Regions from separate parts of the Homo sapiens genome. Here region 2 is linked to region 1. Evidence: chromatin contacts called from ENCODE Hi-C data. All regions are on one chromosome and are shown on one strand. Each heading gives the region's core, a stretch centred on a gene start or an enhancer-like site at or near the end of the contact. The rest is flanking DNA. Distances are from core to core; before and after follow the strand shown. Region 1 has its middle 17 kb from the start of PRR5. Region 2 has its middle 39 kb from the start of GRAMD4.

Region 1 (5,485 bases), core at 969-3,468:
TCATGGTACCTGGCGTGTGGCCAGAGCTGAGTAGCTGCTAAGCCATGTTATAATTACAGGAGTCACCTAAGGAAATTGCCGCTCTCATTCTGCAGGGCCGCCCAAGGCCTCTCTGAGCCCACTAGGGAATGTGCCCACTGTAGCGGGAGGTCTGGACAGTACTGTCCTCTAAACGCAGATGTGTGTGTGGTGGGGCAGGGCTACAGAGAAGACTTTGGTGGATTAGGTTACTCCAAGAAGGGTTTTGCAGGATGAATAGGAGTTGGCCAACCAGACCAGGCTTAAGGGAAGATCATCCCAAAATAAGTGAAGGGTGAGCATGTGGACATGAACTGAGCCTGACTTCCAAGGACAGAGCCTTCCACCAGGAAGCTGGCCTCTGCTCCCATTCACTCAGGAGGTTTCAAGGAGGCCCCTGGGTCCCCTGCCTCTCCTCTCAGACCCTGGGAGCTGATTGCTCAGGCTGCCTGCAAGAAGCTGGGAGCTTCTAACTGCATGGCCACCCTCTGGCCTTATCCCTGCAGTGAAGCCCTGGAGAGCCCCTTCCTGTCATCTGCCCCTTGAGTCTGGGGAAATCCAAGTGGGCCAAGCCAGTGCTTGGGGAGCGACAGAGTTTGTAGTCGAGATAGCCACCCACCTTGAGGGCCACCTGGCAGCCCCAGCTCCTGAGGAAGAGGCTTCTTGCCTTGGCCCCCACCCCATCTGCCACCCACACCCAGAACCACAAGACAGAGGGCCCAGACCTAGGTTACTCAAAACCAGAAACTGCCGAGAAGATCTGAATGAGGAGCCCCCTTGGGGCCAGGGCCAGGTGGCTGGGCAAAGCCTTCCTCCCACGCCCAGCACCCCGAAGGAGGGCAGGGGCTGGGGGGAGCCAGCCAGGAGACTGTGTCCACCCTCCCAGGCCACCCTGCCTTAGGCCCCAACAAAGGGCAACTCATAGACCCTTGGGGACCTCTGAATCAGGTCCTCTGATTGGCCTCAGATCCAGTCCCTCTGGGGTCCCAAGCCCTGGCTGCAGAGTCACCCCCTCTCTCCTCCCCATGGCTCATTAGCTACATCCTAAGCCTCAGTCTCCCCATCAGTAAGATGAGAAGCCTACTCGCGAGCCACCCGGGGAATGGAAGCAGCTTCCACGGATGAACAACTGTGTCCACCCCTGTCATCCTTGATAGGGTTCATGGATGGCTGAAGAGGGGCCAGCCCAATCCTTTGTCAGAAGCCCTAGCCCAGGAACAGGGGCTGGGCCCCTCGCAGGGGTTGGTTTCATTGGCTTTGACTGCAGCGACAGGTAGGGTGTGTCCCCCGGACTGGGTGGGGGTGTCGAAACCAGGACTTCCAGAATTGATTGAGGGTCCAGGAGGGCCCGGGCCAGAGGGGTGGGCTGAGGAGGGGCCTGGGGCTTTTCAGTTAAACAAGCCACCTGTGGCCACCCCAGCCCCCACCCCAGTGCCCACAGAGCCTGAGCTGTGAGCCCAGTGAGGCCAGGAGCTGGAAGCCAGTCTGATCCAGCCTCGAGAGTGGTAGAAAATGTGCTGGTGATGGCCAGGCGCGGTGGCTTATACCTGTAATCCCGGCACTTTGGGAGGCCGAGGTAGGTGGATCACCTGAGGTCAGGAGTTCAAGACCAGCCTGGCCAACATGGTGAAACCCTGTCTCTACCAAAAAAAATACAAAAATTAGCTGGGCGTGGTGGCGGCAGCTGAGTAGTTCCAGCTACTCAGGAGGCTGAAGCAGGAAAATCACTTGAACCTGGGAGGTGGAGGTTGCAGTGAGCCGAGATCGCGCCATTGTACTCCAGCCTGGGCAACAGAGCGAGACTCAAAAGAAAATGTCCTGGGGATGATGGGGAAGGGGCAAAGAGCACTGGGGACCAGGGTCAGGATGCCTGAGGGTCACCTCCTACCCGCGGTCCAACTGCCTGTGCTGCCTGGTGTTGCCCAGCTTGCACCCGCCCCCAGCTCTCTGCCCAGGGCACTGTTGTGAGGTTAGGGGCAGACAGCGGGTGTGGGTGCAGAGCACAGGGCCGGGCTGATGTCAGCGTCCACAGTAGGGGAGCAGCCCCTTCCTGTCGCTCTGGTCTGTGCTCCACTTGGCCGTGCTGGGTGAGGTCATCCTTCCAGGCCCTGGTGAAATGTCATCTCTGGAGGCTCAGGCGTCCTCCCTCCTGGGGATTCTGGAGCCTCCCTTTACTGCCCTCTTGTGGCTCTCAGGGGAAGGGAAGTGGCAGCCCGGGACTCAGGGCCCGGCACGAAGTAGGCGCTCCTGGTGGCCGCTGGGGTTACTGACCGTGGGAAGCGTGTAGCTCCAGAGTCACAGCTGGGCTCTGATTTCAGCCCTTCCACTCACTCACCCTACAACCCGGGCAAGTCAGCTTTCCCTCGGAGCCTCTGGTTCCTCTTCTGAAAAATGTGGGTGGAAATTCTGGCCTGTAGGTCTGCCCCAGGTCGGAGGGTAGATGGGTACGCAGTGCCAGCACCCAGTAGGGCCTCCGTGAGTGAGCATGTGTCCTTTACCCCATGCACTGGGACAGTCCTGCTCTGCTGGTGACCCTACATATCCCACTCCTGTGCAAGGCCTCAGTCTCACCATCTGTAAAATGGACAGTGGAGACTAGAATGGACAGAGCAAGACCCCATCTCAAAACAAACAAACAAAAAACGATTTCTCCTCTGTCTGGAATAGAGCCATGTGTATTTAATCAGAAAAATGTTTTCCCTCCTCCACCCCAAATCTGTGGATGCTCCATAGAGAAGGGCCATGCTTATCCCTCAGTTTCTCCTTAAGGTGGGAGCCTTGCGCTTTCAGAGAAGCCAGTGAAAGCCACACCCCTCTCGCCAGTGAAAGCCACACCCCTCTCCCCAGTGAAAGCCACACCCTCTCCCCAGTGAAAGCCACACCCCTCTCCCCAGTGAAAGCCACAAGCTCTCCCCAGTGAAAGGCACACTCACAGCCACCGTGACTCTGCCAGGCGTGGGCTGTGGTGCCTGACACCCTCTCAGACATGCCCAGGCACATGCTGGAGTTGCTCAGAACTTCTACACAGAATCCCAAGCACCAAGGGTGGGGCTGGAATCAAAGCCGAGATACGTGATGCCCCTTCCGCCTAACTTTGTCCCCTTCTAACCCAGATAGTGCCCAGAAAGATGGTTCCACTTGCAGGCCCTGTGCCCAGGGCCCTGGCTTCCGTGGTACCATCCTTTCTCCCTGGGGGAGCACCGTGATGATGCCACACATCAGAAGTTCCCCTATTGGGGCCCGGCATGGTGGCTCACGTCTGTAATCCCAGCACTCTGGGAGGCCAAGGCAGGCAAATCCCCTGAGGTCAGGAGTGAGAGCAGGCTGGCCAACATGGTGAAACCCCGTTTCTACTAAAAGTACAAACATTAGCCAGGTGTGGTAACACACACCTGTAATCTCAGCTACTTGGAGGCTGAGGCACAAGAATCCTTGAACCCAGGAGAGAGAGGTTGCAGTGAGCTGAGATCGCACCACTGCACTCCAGCCTGGGCGACAGAGTGAGACTGTCTCAAAACAAAAAGAAAAGAAAAAGAAGTTCCCCTATTGGGCACCTGGCTTTCACAACATCTTGTTCTATTCTTGTGTTTTTGTTGTTGTTGTTGTTGTTGATTTTTTTGAGACAGGGACTCGCTCTGTCGCCCAGGCTGGGGTGCAGTGGCATTAACTCGGCTCACTGCAACGTGTGCCTCCCGGGATCAAAAGCTTCTCCTGCCTCAGCCTCCCGAGTAGCTGGGATTACAGGTATGTGCCACCACGCCTGGCTAATTTTTTTTATTTGTTTGTTTTGTTTTGAGATGGAGTCTCGCTCTGTCGCCCAGGCTAGAGTGCAGTGGCTCGATCTTGGCTCACTCACTGCAACCTCCACCTCCCAGCTTCAAGCGATTCTCCTGCCTCAGCCTCCTGAGTAGCTGGGATTACAGGTGTACACCACCACGCCCAGCTAATTTTTGTATTTTTAGTAGAGATGGGGTTTCACAATGTTGGTCAGGCTGGTCTTGAACTCCTGACTTCATGATCCGCCTGCCTTGGCCTCCCAAAGTAATTTTTGTATTTTTAATAGAGACTGGGTTTTGCCATGCTGGCCAGGCAGGTCTTGAACTCCTGATCTCATGATCTGCCCACCTCGACCTCCCAAAATGCTGGGATTACAGGCATGAACTACCACACCCGGCAAATACGATATTTGATTCCTTCTTTTACATCTTTAATTATGTGAGGCAAATTTAATTTTACAGTCTCCTCCAATGGTTTCTCGGGAATTTCCTTCTGGTATGTGTGGTGTTTGCTTGTCCCTCCCTCAGGCTGGTCTGTTTCTGTGTGTTGTGTAATTTGGGATCATGAGTTTATCTCCAGCAAGGGCTTTATCTGTGAGAATCCCAGCTCGTGGGCATGCCTCCCAGAGCATTGTTTATTGTTGCTGATATAGAACACTTGTACATACTTTTGGGGTATGTGTGATATTTTGACCCCTGTACACAATGTGTTTGATCAAATCCGGGTAATCGGGAAACCCATCGCTTCAAACATCTATATTGTCTTTGCATTTGGAACATTACAATTCTTCTAGCTACTTTGAAATATATGATAAATTATTGTTAATGATGATTTCCCTATCCAGAGCGTTTTATAATTGCTCTCCCAAGCAGCCTACGGCTGTCACAGGCCTGGGGCCACTTTCTCATCGGTTGGGTTAGGCTTTATAAATACAAACCTAATCCCAGGCTAGAGCAGACCCATGGCTAGAGTCCCTCAGGAGAACTGCACACTTTTTCCTACCTCAAGCTCAGGAGGAGTCAGACAAGTTTTCTTGTCATCTCTTATTGTCAGTGGGTAGATCTTTTTCTAGGCTACATTTTATTAAGGTTGCAGCTCCTCAAGCCCTCTGGTGTTCTGTGGAGAATTCAGTTTCACCTCCCAGCATCCTGCTTGCTCCGCGCCTGGTCTCCTGGCTGCTATCACAGTTTAATAAACCCTCCGTCTCAACACCCTCTCTCCACCCCCACAAGGCTGCCACACTTTCACTTAATGTCTGAGGTTGTGTTTTGTTTTGTTTTGAGATGGAGTCTCACTCCGTCGCCCAGGCTGGAGTGCATTGGCGCGATCTCGGCTCACTGCAACCTCCGCCTCCCGGGTTCAAGCGATTCTCCTGTCTCAGCCCCCCGAGTAGCTGGGACTACAGGCGTCCACCACCACACCTGGCTAATTTTTGTATTTTTAGTAGAGACGGGGTTTCACCCTGTTGGTCAGGCTGGTCTCGAACTCCTGACCTCAGGTGATCTGCCCGCCCTGGCCTCCCAAAGTGCTGGGATTACAGGCGTGAGCCACCGCACCCGGCCTGAGTTTCTAGTTTAAAACATTTTCCTAGCCGGGTGCAGTGGCTCACACCTGTAATACCAACACTTTGGGAGGCTGAGGCAGGCGTATCACTTGAAGTCAGGAGTTTGAGACCAGCCTGGCCAACAAG
Region 2 (5,485 bases), core at 939-3,438, 1.9 Mb after region 1:
CCCTCACCCTCCTGCTCTGTGACCTTGGGCAAGGTAGTGAGCCTCCTGGGCCTCAGTTTCCTCACTAGCAAGTGGGCAGGGGCAGGTAAGAGGATCGAATGGGGTGATGTGGGCCTCCTCAGGCTGGGCTCGCCCTGGGTTGGGGTTCAAAATGGGTTTAGGAGGTCAGTCATGGCCTCTGCCCCGGGCGCTGTGGCTGAGCCTGAAGTCTGAAGTCTGTCTTCCTGACTTTTGTGTCCCAGGCCCATTTGGGGATGCACAGTCTGGCCAGGGTGTGTGTTCAGTTGCTGCCTCTGCCCCGTGCTGGGGTGAAACCACGTTCCCCTGTTGTTAGCTGGGACTCCCCAGATGAGTGACCTCAGTAACCCTGCCCCTCCTTCCTGCTGCACACCCTTCCGAAGACCCCTGCCTGGTCCAGGAAAGGGGCCCTGCCTGTCTTGCCTTGCTCCTGCCTTGGCAGCCATGTGGACCCTTCTGCAGCACTTTGTGGTCCCGGGGCAGACCTCGAAGCCCCACAGTCCTCACCGTGCTGGGCTCACAGGGAGATGCAGCTTGGTCCTGGAGCCTGGGAAATTGGGCACCTGGGGTCTCAGTGAGCCACCAGCCCTCTGCTCTGCTGCTCTTTCCTCTCAGCTGCCCCTATGGCTGATGCGTGGAGTGCGGCTGTCCCAGCCATGCAGCCTGGGGGCAGGCGGGGCCTGTCCGGTGATGTCTGTCTTGCACTCTGGAGAGCACGGGAAAGTCTCCAAGTTGTGGTGTGTTTCCACATAGCCCTGGGAGGCTGTTTATTCTGGGTCTCCTGCTGAGGGAGGTGGAGGACCCTTCACTGGGAAAGAACCAGGTGGTCTCTCTCCAAACCACCAGCCTTCCAGGCCTTCCCCTTAGTACCCTCCTCTTATCTGTGGAGCCCGGCGCCGGCGTTAGGTGATCTTTGCTCTCCGCTCTCCCAGGCTTCACCTTCACCAACTGGAAAACGAGGGAGGAGAATCAGAGCCGGTTTTCCTGAATCACCATTTCTGCTGTAGAATAGAATAGAATAGTGGTTCAGGCTCAATGAAAAGAAAGTGTTATTGGAGCCTAGTGAGCCTCTGCTGCCAGGGAGGGCTGCCAGCCTGAAGCCTGTTTTCTCTTTGGAAGGAGTATCAGAGCAATGTTAGACATGTTACAGAAACAGCAGCACCCCACTTGACGGGTCCTGGTGACTTTCCTGTTATGGGAGAACCTGGGGCCCCGATAGTCCCATGATGTGATCTGTGTTAGTGATTGTGCCATCCGTGTGCCCCCTCCCCTCCCTGGGGGCCACATGAAGCCCCCTTCCATCTCCCCATGTTTCTCTGTTTGGGTATTTCTCTCCGGTAGCCGAATCTACTGGGGTTTATTTGGCATTGGGGTTCCAGTCCTGTCATGACAGGGCTCCGGCCAGGGGCTCATTTTAGGAGGCTGCCCCATCTCGGGGAGCTGGGGAGGCGTCCCTGTATGTGGGCTTCTGTGTGTCAGGTTTGGGGTCTCCTGCCTAGTGGCCATGGTGGGGACTTGGGTATTTACAGAGCTCCTGTTGGTGTGGGCGTGTGCTGGCTGGGAGGGAAGACACCAGGGACTGGCTGGGTGGCCTGGTCACCCCCTGCCTGAGTTCCTGCCTCCTCCCCTGCAAGGCGGCCCAAGAGGCTGCTGCCTGGCCTCTTTAGGGGTAAGGAGACTGTCTCTGCAGAAAGCCCGGGGCAGCAGGGACAGTGTTGGGGTGTGTGGCAGAGCATCCCTGCTCCGACAGAAATTGACAGTGAATTGAGGGAGAGAAGCTGTGGCCGGGTTTAGTGAGTAACAGGCAGAAGGCAGAGGGTGCTCGCTGGGAAGCAGCGTCTCTTGCCTGGCTTGGAGATGGTCATCTGCTGGGCGCCTCCGAGGCCAAGTGGACCACTCACAGTGCTTTCGAAGGCCTCTGGTTTGGGCATCCCACAGGCTGGCTTGGGGTCTCTTTGGCACCACGGTGGGTTTAGATCTGCCTTTTCTTTGCCTTTTGGTGGCACAGCAATGGTCCTGAAAAATACTGCTTGTAAAGGAGTAAAAGTTCAAGTCTTCCACCGTCAGGTGTGGCTGGGGGGTCTGAGAGGAGGCCTGGATCTCCCAAGGGGACAGTTATGTGAACAGAGTGTCACAGGCCTAACCCAGCCCAGCGGGTGGGGCCCAGGCCAGCCTGTCACCTGCTTGGAGCCCTTGGCTGCTGGGGATATGTAATAGTTTAACTTGAGAACTTAGAGGCAGGTCACTCAGACTCTTAGAGACAGAGGTGGCGCAAGAAAATGTGGGTTTCGCCGGGCGCGCTGGCTCACGCCTGTAATCCCAACACTTTGGGAGGCCGAGGCGGGCAGATCACCTGAGGTCGGGAATTCAAGACCAGCCTGACCAACATGGAGAAATCCCCACGTCTACTAAAAATACAAAAAATTAGCCGGGCGTGTTGGCGCATGTCTGTCATCCCAGCTACTTGGGAGGCTGGGGCAGGAGAATCGCTTGAACCCGGGAGGCAGAGGTTGGGGTGAGCTGAGATCGCGCCATTGCACTCCAGCCTGGGCAACAAGAGCGAAACTCCATCTCAAAAAAAAAAAAAAAAAGAAAGAAAGAAAAAAGAAAATGCGTGTTTCCCTAATTGGAGAAAGCCCTGTTGTTTTGCCTTTGGTATCTCGGCATGTGGCAGAGGCCTGGGCGGACACTTTGGGCTGGTAATTCGCCACTAATGACAGTCCCGTCTACAGGGCTACTGTTCTGATTGTTTGGTGTTTGAGTTATAACCTAGGGTTGTGATTATGTTTAAGCCCAGTGATTAAAGTCCCCTGTGGTTACACAGGAAAGGCAGGAAGTACCGGCCTATCAAAAACATTAATAATAGTAATAGAAATCACTCATTCTGCACAGCAGGCCTGCGCTGAGTGTTTCACACGAATTGTCTCAACCAAGTCTGCAGAGCACACAGCTTCACCCCATTTTACAGATGAGGAAACTGAGGCACCGGGAGGCAGTGCCACTTGCCTAAGTCCCCAGTTCGTTCCCGAGCAGAGCTGGGATTTGCACGTGGGTGGCTTTGCCCCCAAGGCTATGCTCATAAACATTGCAGCCTTTCTGCCTTCCTGATAACCCTCCTCTAAGGGGGGTTTTGTGAGAGAAATATCAGCAATAAACTCAAAGTCATGATGAGACTTCTCTTTTTGCTGTCAAATGTGCAGTAAATAGCAAGATTCGGACAGCATGTCCTGCTCAGGGCCAGACAGCCCTCTAAGCATGAGACATGATTTATTTTCGTACCAACTGGAGGTAGGTGCTCTTGTTAGCTGCATTTCACGCAGGAGGAAGCCCTGGCACAGAGCCACAGGTTGCTGCGTGGTAGAGGTGGGTTTGGACCAATGGGCTGTGCTTCTAACCTAAGCCCCATATGCACGGGGGTTGGGCGGAGAGCGTGCTTGATCTTGCTGCTGTGTGTTCTTGGGCAAGACACCTAACCTCTCTGGGCCTCAGTTTGGTCACCTGTAAACGAAGGCCTTGGCCTAGGGTATAGAAGCCAGAGCTTGAGAGCTGGCTCTGGCCTGAGATGGCCGCGTCTGCACCACCTCCCACAGGGAGGCCCAGGTGGGTGGAGAGGCCTGGCTGCCACTTCCCTAGAGGAAGCAGGTCTACTGAGGAGCAGTGCTGGGGCCTTGGCTGGGGCTGGGTGGGGCTGGGTGTGGAGGCCATGGGTGGTCGAGGAGTGAGGGCTTCTGGGATGCACTTTGCAGTGGCCGAGTCACTGCCCTCTGTGAAGTGAGGTCCAAGGAGGCAGAGCGTGGGGCTGCTGGGAAACCGTGAAGCTTTGTGCTTGGTGAATTGTTACTTGTCCCTGGGGAACAGGAGGGACAAGAGACTCTGCTTGGGACTCTGTGCCACCAAACTCCCGAGAAGCTGCAGTGGGAGAAGCTGAATGCTGGGCAGCGGGCGGTTAGGAGGCTCCAGGAAACGGCTCAGCCTCTCTTGGTGGGTTCCCCTGCCGGCCGTTCCTGGGACCTCTCTGCTCCACGTCCCCCCTCCAGGGAGGCCTCCCATGAGTGCCCCAGCTGTGCCTCTGCTGTCACTGCTCTCCTCTTCCTGAGGTTCTTGTTTGTCTACTGTTTACCACGCTTCCCTTCTAGAAGGTGGGCTCCTGAAGTTAGGGGTCTCTGCTCATGTCCAGCGACCTGGAGCGGCACCTCATTATGCCTGGTATCCTGGGACCCTGGCTCGGGTCTGAGCTGGGCTGTGGAGTTGGGTAGGGCCAGGAGCCAGGCTGGGAGTGAATTTGTTTGTTCCTCACTCTTGGTGTTGACCTTGGCCACCTGGCTGAGGTGTGTTTGTCAGCGTCTTTATTGAGGTGTAATTCACACATCATACAACACACTCATTGAAAGTGCACAGTTCACGGACTTCTAGTACATTCACCAAGTTGTGCAGCCATCACCACAATCGAAACCCAAACAGGAACCTGGGCCTTCTAGACACTTTAGGCACTCCCTGGACCCTTCCTCCCTGCCTGTGGTGACCACCTTTCTCTCTCTTTTGTCTTTTGAGATGGAGTTTCGCTCTTGTTGCCCAGGCTGGAGTGCAATGGTGCGATCTCAGCTCACCACAACCTCCGCCTCCCGGGTTCAAGCGATTCTCCTACCTCAGCCTCCCAAGTAGCTGGGGTGACAGACATGCACCACCATGCCTGGCTAATTTTGTATTTTTAGTAGAGATGGAGTTTCACCATGTTGGTCAGGCTGGTCTCGAATTCCTGACCTTAGGTGATCCATTCGCTTCGGTCTCTCAAAGTGCTGGGATTACAGGTGTGAGCCACCACACCCAGCCAACTCTATTTTTAAAAAACTGTTTTAGATTTATAGAGAAATTGCAGAGATAATACAGAGTTTCCCAATTATCCCTACCAACAGTTGCAGTTTGTCTGGTGATTAACATCTTACATTAGTATGATAGGTTTGTTACAATCCATGGACTAATATTGATACATTATCATTAGCCAAAGTACATAGTTTGTTCAGATTCATTAGGTTTTACCTAATGTCCTTTTTCTGTTCCAAGACTGCATCTAGGGTCCCAGATGACATCTAGCTGTCATGTCTCTCTAAGCTCCTCTTTGCTATGACAGCTTCTCAGACTTTTCTTAGTTTTGATAACTCTGACAGTCTTAAGAAATAGTAGGTGTATTGTGGGATCTCCATCCATTGGAATTTGTCTGTTTGAACAATTGGAATTCCTCTGTTGGAATTTGGATGTATTTCTCATGGTGCGACTGGGGCCCTGGCTTAGCGGGAGGAAGACCACAGGGGCATGGTGCCCTCTAACCACGTCACGCCAGGCGCATACCTTCGATGTGGCCCGCGGCTACTGGTGCTGACTTGGCCACCCACCTGAGATGTGTTTGTCAGGGGTCTTCACAGCAGTTCTTGTGTTTCCTCCTTCCAGTACTGTTGCCTTTGGGAGGAGG

Evidence for each region. A loop is a pair of places that touch in the nucleus more often than their neighbours do. Pooled maps may share reads with other maps.
Region 2: a pooled map shows a loop between it and region 1 (4-fold over the local background). The contact joins two enhancer-like sites. A Hi-C loop is called at or near these places in 2 of 37 single-sample maps with no recorded cell type and 2 of 50 pooled maps.

The regions. Positions count from the first base shown.
Region 1 is chr22:44,682,718-44,688,202 of GRCh38, forward strand. It overlaps a transcript of PRR5 not described here. Among named protein-coding and RNA genes, the nearest start is that of PRR5, 17 kb to the right of the region's middle. RefSeq lists enhancers at 1,394-1,933, 2,910-3,229, 3,110-3,610. Within about 2 kb of position 2,219, at least 9 of the 41 ENCODE cell types and tissues checked have a DNase peak (open chromatin) inside an H3K27ac peak, as active enhancers do.
Region 2 is chr22:46,578,376-46,583,860 of GRCh38, forward strand. It overlaps a transcript of GRAMD4 not described here. Among named protein-coding and RNA genes, the nearest start is that of GRAMD4, 39 kb to the right of the region's middle. RefSeq lists enhancers at 3,473-3,552, 4,271-4,370, 4,907-5,485. Within about 2 kb of position 2,189, at least 10 of the 41 ENCODE cell types and tissues checked have a DNase peak (open chromatin) inside an H3K27ac peak, as active enhancers do.